Regions from separate parts of the Homo sapiens genome. Here region 2 is linked to region 1. Evidence: chromatin loops called from intact Hi-C (ENCODE). Cell type or tissue: heart left ventricle. All regions are shown on one strand. Each heading gives the region's core, and the rest is flanking DNA. Links, peaks and the distances in the headings are about the cores only. Region 1 overlaps SLC12A5 (solute carrier family 12 member 5). Region 2 has its middle 8.2 kb from the start of MMP9.

Region 1 (6,520 bases), core at 221-4,220:
TATGGCAAGTCCCCTTCTAGTCTCTGGGGATGTAGGAAGCTCACAGTTTTGTGGAGAAGACACACATGGGGACAGACAAACATCAGATCATGTAGCATTTGCTCTGAGACAGGTGGAATCGTTCCCTTTGAGAGTTATAGGGGCTCTTAGGCATCTCTAGATTAATGACAATTCATCCATTTTATTCACGTGAAAATCAGGGATGCCGAGCGCGGTGGCTCATGCCTGTAACCCAACAGTTTGGGAGGCTGAGGCAGGTGGATCACTTGAGGCCAGGGGTTTGAGACAAGCCTGGACAACATGGCGAGACCCCATCTGTGCTAAAAATACAAAAATTAGCCAGGCATGGTGGCGTGCACCTGTAGTCCCAGCTACTCAGGATACTGAGGCAGAATAGCTTGAACCCAGGAGGCAGAGGTTATAGTGAGCCGAGATTGTACCACTGCACTCCAGCCTGGGTGACAGAGTGAGACCCTGTCTCAAAAAAAAAAAGGGGGAAATTGGAGGTCAGAGAGGATCTCACAGGTCACAGAAGGCAGACCTGGAGATGGAATCCTCACACCCCACCTCTTAGCCCTGGGTGCTGCATGCCCAACCCCTCACTCATCTCCCTGTGTTTCACCTTGCCAAGAGTAGAGCCTGAAACCCTGACTTAGGTTAGGGCATTGTTGACTTGTCTTGGCTGAGCCCAGTTGACTAAACTGGGCTCCCAGAACCTGGGGCTCTATATTATTTATCTGTGAATTCCCAAATGCTCAGCACATGGTCTAGCCCAGAGTAGGTGCTTAGAGAATGCTACGAAGTTGATAGGTGGTTGGAGGACTAAGACGGCTAAATGACTAAGGAAAGGGATGCATAAATAGATGGGTAGATGGATAAGTTTATGTACACGTGGGCGGGCAAAAGCATGAATCGATGGATGTAGGAATGGATGATAGGTAGGTAGATGTGTGGATAATTGAATGAATAATGCATGTATCAGTAAAGAAATATGCATATGAGTGGATGACTGAAGGATAAAATAGGTGGGTGGGTGGTTGAATGGGTAGATAGGTGAGTGAGGTGAATGGAGAAATGGGTTGATGGGTAGATGAATGGATGGGTGGTGAGGGGTATAGGTGGATGGGACAGATGGTTATAGAGGAGAGATGGCTAGATGACCTGGTGGTGGGTGTATGGTGTGTGGATGGTTGGTTACATGGTATATGGATTATGTGACTCTGCACACTCTTCAGGCCACAGCTGCTGGTGCTGGTGCGTGTGGACCAAGACCAGAATGTGGTGCACCCCCAGCTGCTCTCACTGACCTCCCAGCTGAAGGCGGGGAAGGGCCTGACCATCGTGGGCTCTGTCCTTGAGGGCACCTTTCTGGAAAATCATCCACAGGCCCAGCGGGCAGAAGAGGTGAGCAGAGGCCCTGGTTGGGCTTGGGAAAAGGTCAGGACACTTAGGAAGACAGTCTCTATCCTTTTGTACTTTCCTTCCTCATCACCTTCAGGATCAAAGGAAGTGCAGGCATTTCTTTTCTTTTCCTTAGAGGAAGAGCCTAAGAGCCTAGACAGTGAGTTCTTTAGAATTCAACTCACAGCATGAAAGACCATCAGAGGCAGAAGGGCCCATTTTATGGATAAGGAAACTGAGGCTTAGACAAGTCAGGTCATATGTCTAAGGACAGAAAATGAAGATTCAAATTAGGACTCCTTGAACTCCTACTCTAGACTCCTTCCTGCCAAAGTATAAATCTTTCAAGGTGATTTCCCAGCTGTGGACTCTTGATCCCTACAGTCTGGGGTTGACAAGGTGAGTATCCACATTTGATACAGGAAGAAACTGAGACCCAGAGAGGGAAAGCTGCTTGCTGAAAGTCGGAAAGCTGCTTGCTGAAAGTCAGAAAGCTGGTGGGAAGCAACATCAGGATTTGAACTCAGGCCCCTGCTCTGTGTCACCTGCTCTTGGTTCCACCCACTAGTCCATGCTTACAGGGCAGCCTACAGAACCAATGTGGGCTGTGGTGGCCAGTGTCTGCCTTAAGCACACAAAGAGGTGATTGGATCCCAAGGGTAGTAGAGGAAGTAGGTTCTGTCTGAGGGTCAGGCCTTTCTCCCATCAGGGCTGTGGCTAGCAGTGGAGAGAGAAAAAGAGGCCCGAAGGAGCAGAGGTGAGATGGGGAGGGGCACCCCGATGGCTTGCGACAGTCGCTGCTTCTGCCTCACTGGGCTGTTCACACTGATCTGTCAGGGCCCAGAGCTGGAGGCCTTGACTGGTCAGTTCCATTCAACACGCGGTGGCTGAGAATGTGCAGTGCACCAGGCACTGGGCGAGGCACAGGGGAGATGGAGATGTTCAAGACCAAGTCCCAGCCCTCGAGGTGCTCACAGGCTGGTGGGGAAGGCAGAGCATACACAGAAGGCTCTCAGACCCACCGGATGTCGATAAATGCTGTTAGAGTTAATAACATCAGGGTCGTACAATGTGTTGAGTGTTTTCAATTCCTCAGGCAGGATACTAACTAAGCCCTATGTGCATGATGACATGTGGTTCTCCCTATTCCTAAACAAGGTAGCTTGTCCTGACCCCTTGGGTGGTTAGGTGACTCACCCAAGGTCACACAGCCAGGAGGTGGCAGAGATAGGAGTTGAACTTCTATCTGTTTGACTTAGGGGTGGTGGTTAAGAGTGTGGGGGTTGGAGTCAGACTTCCCTGACTTGAATCCTCACAGTAACATTAGCTGTGTGTCCTTAAACAAGTCTTCCTTTCTCCAAGCCTCAGTTTCCCCATCTATAAAATGGGAGTAATAAGACTATTTCCCTCATAGTACAGTTTAAATGGGAGCCCTTAAAATACTTATTATGCTACTTAGAAAGATTGTTGAAACAAATTGTCTGGCTGTGCAGAGAAGCCCAGTTTAATTCTGGTCTGGGTGGGGGTGGTATCTGAAGACGGCGACATTTGAGCTGGGCCAGACAGGGTGTCATGTACAACTTGGCAGGGGCTTGTGTCAGGGTGATGGTGGAGAGCATGTCGGGCAGGGGGGCTGTATGAGCAGTGGGAGGGTGGCAGAAAGTGTGGTCAGATCATGAAGAGCCTTGATTGATCAAGAAGGAATGGGGCACAGAGATGATGGGGAGCCATGTGCCATTCTGGAGCCAGAGACTGACGTGATCAGAGCTGAGCTTCAGGAAGATTGGGATGAAAGGAGGGGAGAGATGGGAGGGAAGGAGGCTACAATGGGCCCAGCCAGGGCCAGGGAGGCCTGAGGCTGGTCCTTGTCTTTTCCCCCTCCCCTAGTCTATCAGGCGCCTGATGGAGGCAGAGAAGGTGAAGGGCTTCTGCCAGGTGGTGATCTCCTCCAACTTGCGTGATGGCGTGTCCCATCTGATCCAGTCCGGGGGCCTCGGGGGGCTGCAGCACAACACTGTGCTTGTTGGCTGGCCCCGCAACTGGCGCCAGAAGGAAGATCATCAGACGTGGAGGAACTTCATTGGTAACGCTATTGGGGGCTGGGGACAGAAGAGGGGTGGGGCTGGGGGCTGTAGAGGGGTGGAACTGGATTTCCGCTCCTTTGGGCCTGAGGGGTTTCCCAAGCACTGCGTGCCAAGTGTGGATTCAGCATATGCAGGTGACAGCAGTCAAGGCTGGCCACGTGCCAGCCACTGTGCTGGGCGCTGGGGACTCCGCTGTGAACGAGACAGTCTTGGCTCCTGCAGCGCTCACAGGCCCTGGGAGGAACACAGTGCAGGGCAGTGGGAAGAGCTACAGCTCTGAAGTCACAGAGGCTAGGCCCACATCTCAGCTCTGGTCCTTCCTAGCTGTGTGACTGTGCACACGTGACTCACTCCCTCTGAGATCAGATTTCTTGGTAATCGTAGGTAATAGTATATATAATAACTAACGTTTCTAGAATGAGTTCTGTGTGCCAGCAAGTTAAGGCTTTCTCTGATTCTCTCATCAGTCCTAGGAGGGCTACGCATTGTTATCTCCATCTTTTTTGATGTGAAACTGAGGCACAGAGAGATTAAGAAGTTTGCTCCAGCTGGGTTCGGTGGCTCACGCCTGTAATCCCAGCACTTTGGGAAGCCAAGGCAGGTGGATCGCTTGCGCTCAGGAGTTTGAGCTGGGCAACCTGGCAAACTACAGAGTAAATGAAAAAGAAGTTTGCTCCAAGTCACAAAGTGGGGAGCCAGGTTTTGAACCAGCCCGGAGGCTACACTGTTAGCTCCAAGCTATTCTGTCTCCTTTATAGGTAGATCATGGTTACAAGGTGTTGGGAGGATTCAGTGTGGTCATACATGATGGGCTCTTAGTAATCAGAAAGGGCAGGTGGTGTTATTGCCATTTGACAGGTGGGGAAACTGAGGCCTAGAGAGGTTGATAGACGTTCCTAGATCTAAACAATAAATATATGATGGGGCCCAAGTAGATGCTGGTTTTCTGACCACTCAGCCCATGGCCAAGGCCAGTTGGAGTGGGGTGGAGTGCTGGCTGCCAGGAGCCCTTGTGGCTGCTGCTGGGTGTTGGGAGAACCAGAGTCACTGTTTCCCCCTCTGGCCCTCTCCTTGGCCTCCCTCAGAGCTGGTCCGGGAAACCACAGCTGGCCACTTAGCCCTGCTGGTCACCAAGAACGTTTCCATGTTTCCTGGGAACCCTGAGCGCTTCTCTGAGGGCAGCATCGACGTTTGGTGGATTGTGCACGATGGAGGCATGCTCATGCTGCTGCCCTTCCTGCTGCGGCACCACAAGGTGAGTTGTGTGCGTGAGTGTATGCACGTGTGAGTGTGTGTATGCATGTATGCATTTGTGTGCATATGTGCACAACTGCAGGTCAGACTCAGGGGCTCTGGCCAGGGTCAGCTTCCGTGTCCTTCCTCCCCTGTAAACTCCTGGGAAAGGGATCTGCTGACCTACTTCATTCTGAGATGTTAGGAACTGATGGTTTCTCCTCTTGCAGGTGCACTGCTGTAAGGAGAGCAATGCTTAGCCCAAGCCAGTGATGCTTTCTTTAATGGGGGACCCTCAGACCTAAGCAGGGAAGGTTTTGTAGAGAGTGGCCCCAAAGACAGAGGATTTGGGGTCTGCATGTATGTGTGAGGAGTGGGTGGGAAGAGGGGAAGGGTGAGCGGACAGGGCCTGGCCCTGGATCTCCTCATCACATCTGGGCTGGACCTTTCTGAATCCCCTTCATCGCCTGCAGGTCTGGCGGAAGTGCAAGATGCGTATCTTCACTGTGGCCCAGATGGATGACAATAGCATCCAGATGAAGAAGGATCTGACCACATTTCTGTATCATTTACGCATCACTGCGGAGGTCGAGGTGGTGGAGATGGTGAGTCCCCAGGAGACACCGCTGGGGTTCCACCTGGCCCTCTTTCCTCTTGGCCCCAGCACCAAGTAGGGCAACTCTAACACCCATCAGCTTATGATGCTGGATCCTTTCCCCCTCATCCATCTCTTAGCCTCTCACATATTCAGCCATCCCTCCCTTCTCTATAAAAGTAGCCATGTCTAGTGCTTATTATATGCCAGGCACTGTTCTATGCACTTTATATGTACATAAATTCCAACAACGACCAATGAGATAGATACAATTATCAGCATTTCCATGTTACAGATTAGGAATATGAAGTGCAGAGAAGTACAGTCACGTATTCATTGCTTAACAACAGGGATATGTTCTGAGAAATGTGTTGTGAGGTGATTTTGTTGTGTGAACATCATAGAGTGTATTTATGCACACCTAGCTGGTACAGCCTACTACACACAAAGGCTTATTGCTCTTATGCTACAGACTTATACAGCATGTTACTCTACTGAGTACTGTAGGCAATGGCAACACAGTGGGAAGTATTTGTGTGTCTAAACATATCTAAACATAGAAAAAATACAGCAAAAATACAGTAATCTTAAGGGAACACCATTTTATGTGCAGTCTGCCATTGACGCACATACAATGGTGTTATTTGGCATATGACTGTAATTTGCCCAATAACACAGAGTACCTGGTGGAGGCAGGATTCAAACCCAGGCAGGCTGGCTCTAGAGCGTGTGCCCCTGGTGATTATCCTGTAGAGCATCTTGTCCAACCATCCTCTCAATTCATGTGTCCATCCACCCATCCCTCTGTGTTTTCATTAATCTACCCATGTATTCATTGAAGTATTCATTCACTCACTCTCCCATTCATTCTTGCATGTATTCATTCATCGCTTTGTTCTTTTTCTTCTTTCCCTTCTCCATTCACCCAGGTGATTAATTAATCCACTCATTCATTAGTTCATCCATTCATATGCCTGGTCCTGTGCTGGGCTGAGGAGGGAATGAGCTGCCTGCCTTGCAAGAGCATTGCCCTCTCTGCTACGTCCTTGCCTCCTACAACCCTTGACAAAATTAATGATTGGGTAGGGAAGCCCTAGGCTGCCAGAAGGACGGGGGCCTTCCTTCCTTCCCTTGGCCTTTCACCTGGGCTCAGACCTCATGCTTTCCTCCGTGTTCCTCTCCCCACCCCCCAACCCCAACCTCTGTC
Region 2 (6,520 bases), core at 1,408-5,407, 50 kb before region 1:
ACACAGACATGCACAGAGGGGAGACCATGCGAAGACAAGGAAAGTAGACGGCCATCTACAGACCCAGGAAGGGGGGCTCAGAAGAAACCAGCCCTGCCAGCACCTTGATCTAGGACTTCTGCCTCCAGAACTATGAGAAAATACATTTCTGTTGTTTAAGCCACCCATCTATGGGACTTTGTTATGGCAGCCCATGCAAGCAAATAAATACAGAGGGGCTGGATTAAAGAGGACTGTCCAGGTTGTCAGTTACTTGAATGTCATTGTGGGGGGCTATCGGATGCCATACAGGTGATTTGGAAATTGGGAAGGCCTGGGAATGAATAGGAAGCTGGAGGAGGGGCCCAGAGGGAGGAGCAGGGCTGGGGAGGACTGGATTTGGACCAGGTTACATTGGAGGTGCCACTGGGACCTCGGCAGGTGCTACCCAGGGGGCTTTAGGAAATGAGGCCAGTGGTGCTTTCCGTTAAAGCCAGGCACTCAGGGAGTGAGGAGAAGGAAGAGAATGGTCCTGTATTAGTGGGGGCCCTGGGTTTTAAATAAGCAAAACTGGCTCAGGCTAACTTAAGCAAAAAGGAATGTACTAAACAGATTTCTGGAGGCTCACAGCAGCGATGTGAAGGCTCAAGGCCAAGCTTGGAAGGTGAGCTGGTGTCGAGGGAGACTGGCCCACAGTGGGCACGATCAGGAACGCGTAGCAGGGTCAGCCTGGACTGACCCTGGAGGACCCTCAGGACTGCTGGGCTCTGCTCATACATCAATCCAGCAGTCTCCTAAGATTCAGAGATCTGGGGGGAGCATCCTATGGCCCAAACCCAGTCACATGTCTGCATCCCTGATGCCCGGGGGAGGTTTCCAGTGGGAGGATACCTCTCCATCCCTGGAAGATTAAAGATGGCTGCATGCTCTGTGATACTCCTTTCATATCACAGGAGATAGAGAATTGGGCTCTATCTTCCTCTCCTGGCCTGTGACTGCTTTGGCCAATAGAATACAGTGGATGTGACACTATGCCAGCTTCAGGCCCAGACTTTAAGGGAAGTGGCAGCTTCTGCCTTGGTCTCTGGGAGCCCTGAGTCACTCACTCCGTAAGAAGACTGACTGGAGAGACCACATGGAGATTACGTGGGGAAGGGAGAAGGGCACACTACAGCCCAGCCTTCCAGCTAGCTCTGCCAAGACCCCAGTGTTTTATATACATATTTTTCTTTTTTATTTTAGAGATGGTGGTCTTGCTATGTTGCCCAGGCTGGTCTCAAACTCCTGGGCTCAAACAATCCTCCCACCTCGCCCTCCCAAAGTGCTGGGATCACAGGCATGAGTCACCGCACCGGCTGACCCCCATGTTTTAAATTGTACCTGGGATTTTGTTTTTATTCAGGTATGGCGAGGCCAACAGATCAGGAGATGATTGTCATTGAAAGACAGTTGGTTAACCACAGTTCTCAAGAGGAGGGGGCATGCCATGTCACACAGGGCCACATGGGGAAGTACCAGCATCAGTCAGGAGGCAGAAGGAGGAAGGGGGAAGTGTGGGCCAGAGTCTTCATTGTGATTTTGGTGGGAAGGAATAGGCAAGGCAGGGTAGACAAGCTGGATGGGTTTAGGACTGGCTAGCTTGAACAATTCCCTTGGGTTCTGGGCTATAGGGGTGGTCCCTAGTTGTCTAGTACCTAAGCAGGATGATCTAGAATGGGGGATAGCATCCTGAACTGCAGGAGCTGATAAAAGGAGGTAGGAGGTGGATGGGGGTTATGGAATCAAGATTGGTTGGTTTGCACATTAAGAGGTGCTCCCAGGCAAGATTGCCATCTCTAGGAATTAGCTATCCCTAGGAGGGGCAGTCCCTTTTCGGGTCCATAAGGCCCCTGGATGTCAAAGCATCATAAAATACAGAAAAGAAAAAACACGATTAATAGGCCAGGCGTGGTGGCTCACACCTGCAATCCCAGCACTTTTGGAGGCTGAGGCAGGAGTATCACTTGAGCCCAGGAGTTTGACACAAACCTGAGCAACACAGTGAGACTCCATCTCTGCCAAAAACAAACAAAAAATTTGCTGGGTGTGGTGGCGCATGCCTGTAGTAGCAGCTACTCAGGAGGCTGGGGCGGGAGGATCACTTAAGCCCAGGAGTTAGGGGCTGCCATGAGCTATGTTCGTGCCACTGCACTCCAGCCTGGGAGAAAAAGTGAGACTCTGACTCAAAAAATAAAAAATAAAAACATGATGAATCCATCCAGGAATGGGAGTAAAACACCTTGGACTTTCCAGTCCACACTGAGCCACCAGCTGACTCCCTCAGCTGAGGCCTCAGGCATCATAGAGCAGAAGGAGCAGCCCTGCTGTGTTCTGTCCAAATTTCTGACCCACAGAATAGTGAGATACAGTCACAATAAATTGTTTCAGAGCCTTTAAATTTCGAGGCCGTTTGTCATGCAGGTGTAGATTTCTGGAGCCCCTCCACCCTCCAAGACTCACTCATTAGCAGATTCCTTCCCAATCTCAGAAGGGACTTGGGAAAGATAATTCCATGATTGGTTAAAGACATGACTCCCATGACCATATAATCAGCTTAATTTTAACTCCCATTACAAAGATGAAGAAACTGAGGTTCAGGGAGGGAAAGTCATTTACCCAAGGTCACACAGTGCAAATTCAAATCCAGGTATGCCAGATTCCAGCATCCAGCCCCTTCCACTGTACCAGCTGTCACCTAGTTGGCCTCTTTATGGAGCCCATGGTTGGAGCTGAGAGAGCCTTATGGATGGTCTCCAAACCAGGCCCCCCATGAATCTCACCCGCCCCCTCTCCATGTGCTCCCCGTGTTTTCCCATTGGAGAAATCCCGCATCGCCTCTCATCAGGAGCTGGGCTGGAACTGCTACTTCCAGACCCTGGGAAGCTTCGAGTGCTTCCCTTCCGCTGGCCTTCCTTGCATCCATGCAGAGACTGTGCCATCTTCCCTGCATCCCAGCACCCCCGGCTTCAGGTGTATCAAAGTCCCAGCGCTGCGTGAAGTTCAGGTTTGAACACATCTCAGCAGGCTTTGTGAATACATTAGTTTTTGTTTTCCCCTAACATGCCACAGGGGTGGGAGGAATGGGAGGGGGCACTGGAATTTAATATGCAAATGTATGCAGATCGCATCTAAATGAGGGTGTCCCAGGTTTAATGGGAAGAACAGGCAATCAGAGCAGGCCCAGCCCAGCCTGCAGCCCTGGGGCTCTGCAGCAGCACAGTCAGAAATGACTCTCCGGGGAGGGTGTCTTGGGCTCTTTTACAGAGCGTGTTCTTTGAAGCAATGTCTCCGCAGCACAGGGGAAGGAAGAGCTGCGGAAATTGGTTCTGGATACTTCCTGGCAAAGTGTTCTCAATTGCTTCAACTATGTTGGGGGTGGGTGGGAGAGAGGGGGTAGAATCTCTGAACCTCTCAGTGAACACAGCCAGCAGCGGCTGTCCCTATCAGTGATTTCTAAACCGAAGGAGCTTGCTAACATCTACTTCCAGATCACACTGATTACTAAACCAGAATCTCTTGAGAACCTTTGTTTTTTAAAAGTCCCTGGCTTTAGGAAATACTGACACTAACCAGGCGTTCTTAATCTGGAGACTCTTACAGGTTCCGGGGCCCGGTATAGCAATGTTATTAACCCTTCCTGCATATTAGAATCACCGAGGCTTAAAAAATTTCCCAACGCTCAGGCTGTACCCTAGACCAATTAAGTCAGAATCTACAGGAGGGGAGGTGAAAGTCAGGCATCAGTATTCAAGAGAAAATCCTGAGTGATTCCAATGTGCAATCAAATTTGAGAAGCATTGCTGAACAGGATTCCCACGAGACACTTGTTATACCTGTGCTTGCTTTGGGGCTATTGTTAGCTGCAGGCCCACCACCCGGTGCCAGCTTCAGGAGACCCTCCTTCTAGGAAGGGGACTGGAGGATTGGTGTGCAGCCAGTATGCACTGGTATAGCAGCATTGGTTGTAAAAATACTGAAATATGGCTGGGTGCGGTGGCTCATGCCTGTAATCCCAGTACTTTGGGAAGCCGAGGCAGATGGATCCCTTGAGCTCAAGATTTTGAGACCAGCCTGGGCAACATGGTAAACCCATCTCTATAAAAATTGCAAAAACTAGCCAGGCGTGGTGGAGCGTGCCTGTGGTCCCAACTACTTGGGAGGATCGCCTGAGCCTGGGAGGCACAGGTTGCAGTGAGCCGTGATTGTGCCACTGCACTCCAGCTTGGGCAACAGAGCAAGACCCTGTCTCAAAAATAAAATACTGACATATTTCCCCATCCACTTGTAACTGGGGCTGCTTTGAACTTTCTAAGTTCAAAGCATCACCCTCCCCATCTCCCCAGACCCTGGACATAATCAGTTCTGATTAGTTAGGGCTCCTGAGGACCTGGTTGTTAAATACTTGAACATCACCCCCCGCTATAATGTTGTAGTGAGAAGCACCCACTTTATATAGTCAGAAAGGCCTAGATTCCCACTTGATTTTGGTATGAGTTGTGTGGCTTTTGGACAAGTGGCTTCATCTCTCTGAAGGTCAGTTTCCTCATCTGGAAATGGGGTCAAATGCCCTCCCTATCAGCGTAGGGATGAAGCTGCACTACAGCAGAGGTGGCAAACTGAGCATGCATCAGAATCACTTGGCTGGGCTGGGCACAGTAGCTCATGCTTGTAATTCCAGCACTTTGGGAGGCCAAGGCCAGTGTATCACCTGAGGTCAGGAGTTCGAGACCAGACTGGCCAACATAGTGAGACCCTGTCTCTACTGAAAATACAAAAATTAGCCAGACATGGCCACAAGCACCTGTAGTCCCAGTTGCTCAAAAGGCTGAAGCAGGAGAATTGCTTGAACCTGGGAGGTGGAGGTTGCAGTGAGCTGAGATCATGCCACTGCCCTCCAGCCCGGGTGACAGAACAAGACTCTGTCTCAAAAAAAAAAAAAAAAAAAAAAGGGCCAGGTGTGGTGGCTCACGCCTGTAATCCCAACACTTTGGGAGGCTGAGGCGGGCAGATCACGAGGTCAGGAGTTCAAGACCAGCCTGGCCAATATGGTGAAACCCCGTCTCTACTAAAAAATACAAAAATTAGCCGGGCATGGTGGCGGGCCCCTGTAGTCCCAGCTACTCAAGAGGCTGAGGCAGAAGAATCGCTTGAACCCGGGAGGTGGAGGTTGCAGTGAGTCGAGATCGTGCCACTGCACTCCAGCCTGGGAGACAGAGTGAGACTCTGTGTCAAAAACAAACAAACAAACAAACAAAAACTTTGGCTTGTTAGGTCAAAGATTTCTGGGCCCCACCCCGGAGTTGCTGATTCAATCATTCTGGGGCGGGGAGGATTTGTGTTTCTAAGTTCTCAGGTGCTGCAGGGGCTTCTGGTCCTGGGACTACAGTTTGAGAACCATTGAACTGGAAGATGTATGAGAAAGTGGGCTGGGCCGAGAGTAGAGGCTCAACCCAGGCTTGGAAAAGGGTCAAAATATGTGCCGGTTTCCCTGTGCGCCACATGGACTTCTCCCTCCTGAGCCATTCCCCAGGGCTCTCTCCATCCATTTGTCCAGCAGGGACTGAGCCCCCGCTGAATGCTTAACCTTGGATTTCTCAAAGATTAAGTCCTCTTCCCACCTCTTCCCCATTGTGAGCAGGACCAGATTTACACCTTTAGTGGCTGTGATTACTGAAAATACGGTGCCCCTCCCATCTGTTGTCCAAAGTAAAACAACACTAAACCCTGAAATGACTTCATAAAAAGAACAATAGAGAACTGATTTTTTTTTCCCAAGCTGGCTACTTTGAGGATTTTTTCCAAATATCAAAAACAATATTTTATTTTATTTATTTATTTTGAGACACAGTCTCCGGAGTCTCGCTCTGTCGCCCAGGTTGGAGTGCAGTAGCGCGATCTCAGCTCACCGCAACCTCTGCCTCCTGGGTTCAAGTGATTCTCCTGCCTCAGTCTCCTGAGTAGCTGGGATTACAGGCATGCACCACCATGCCCAGCTTATTTTTGTGTTTTTAGTAGAGACGGGGTTTCACCATGTTGGCCAGGCTGGTCTTCAACTCCCGATCATAGGTGATCCAACTGCCTCTGCCTCCTAAAGTGCTGGGATTACAGGTGTGAGCCACCGCACCCGGTCAAAATCAATATTTTAAATGTGTATTTTGGGACTGCGCCTGCTTTGCTGGGACCCCAAGCATATTCTTACCTGCCAGTGGGCAACCCAGTGTCAAAGGAACCGGTCCCAGGCCCATTCTCTTTCACCTCCATTTTCACATCTCTCCCTGCACAGCACCATCCCTTCTTGTAGACAAGAACTTCTCACCTTAAATAAAACTCCACTTGAGGCTGGGCACGGTGGCTTACGCATGTAATCTCAGCACTTCGGGAGGCCGAGGCGGGTGGACTGCTTGAGGCCAGGAGTTTAAGACTAGCCTGGGCAACGTGGCGAAACCCTGTCTCTACAAAAAAACAAAAATTAGCTGAGCTTGATGGAGCACACCTGTAGTCC

The links. Peaks named below come from ENCODE experiments on the same cell type or tissue, not always from the same donor. Only the 100,000 strongest peaks of a DNase experiment are listed, where the experiment ranks them.
Region 2: it touches region 1 in a loop (6-fold over the local background); 1 of 110 quality-filtered maps calls a loop at or near these places.

What each region holds. Positions count from the first base shown.
Region 1 is chr20:46,048,387-46,054,906 of GRCh38, forward strand. It overlaps SLC12A5 (solute carrier family 12 member 5), which reads left to right. Exons shown (of 26, transcript NM_020708.5): 17 at 1,236-1,404; 18 at 3,289-3,484; 19 at 4,571-4,740; 20 at 5,192-5,323. Among named protein-coding and RNA genes, the nearest start is that of SLC12A5, 22 kb to the left of the region's middle. In heart left ventricle, for the core only: no CTCF peak of the experiment used is centred there; a DNase peak (open chromatin) is centred at 2,289; H3K27me3 peaks cover 2,548 bases.
Region 2 is chr20:45,997,485-46,004,004 of GRCh38, forward strand. No RefSeq gene overlaps it. Among named protein-coding and RNA genes, the nearest start is that of MMP9, 8.2 kb to the right of the region's middle. In heart left ventricle, for the core only: no CTCF peak of the experiment used is centred there; a DNase peak (open chromatin) is centred at 3,245; H3K27me3 peaks cover 2,700 bases.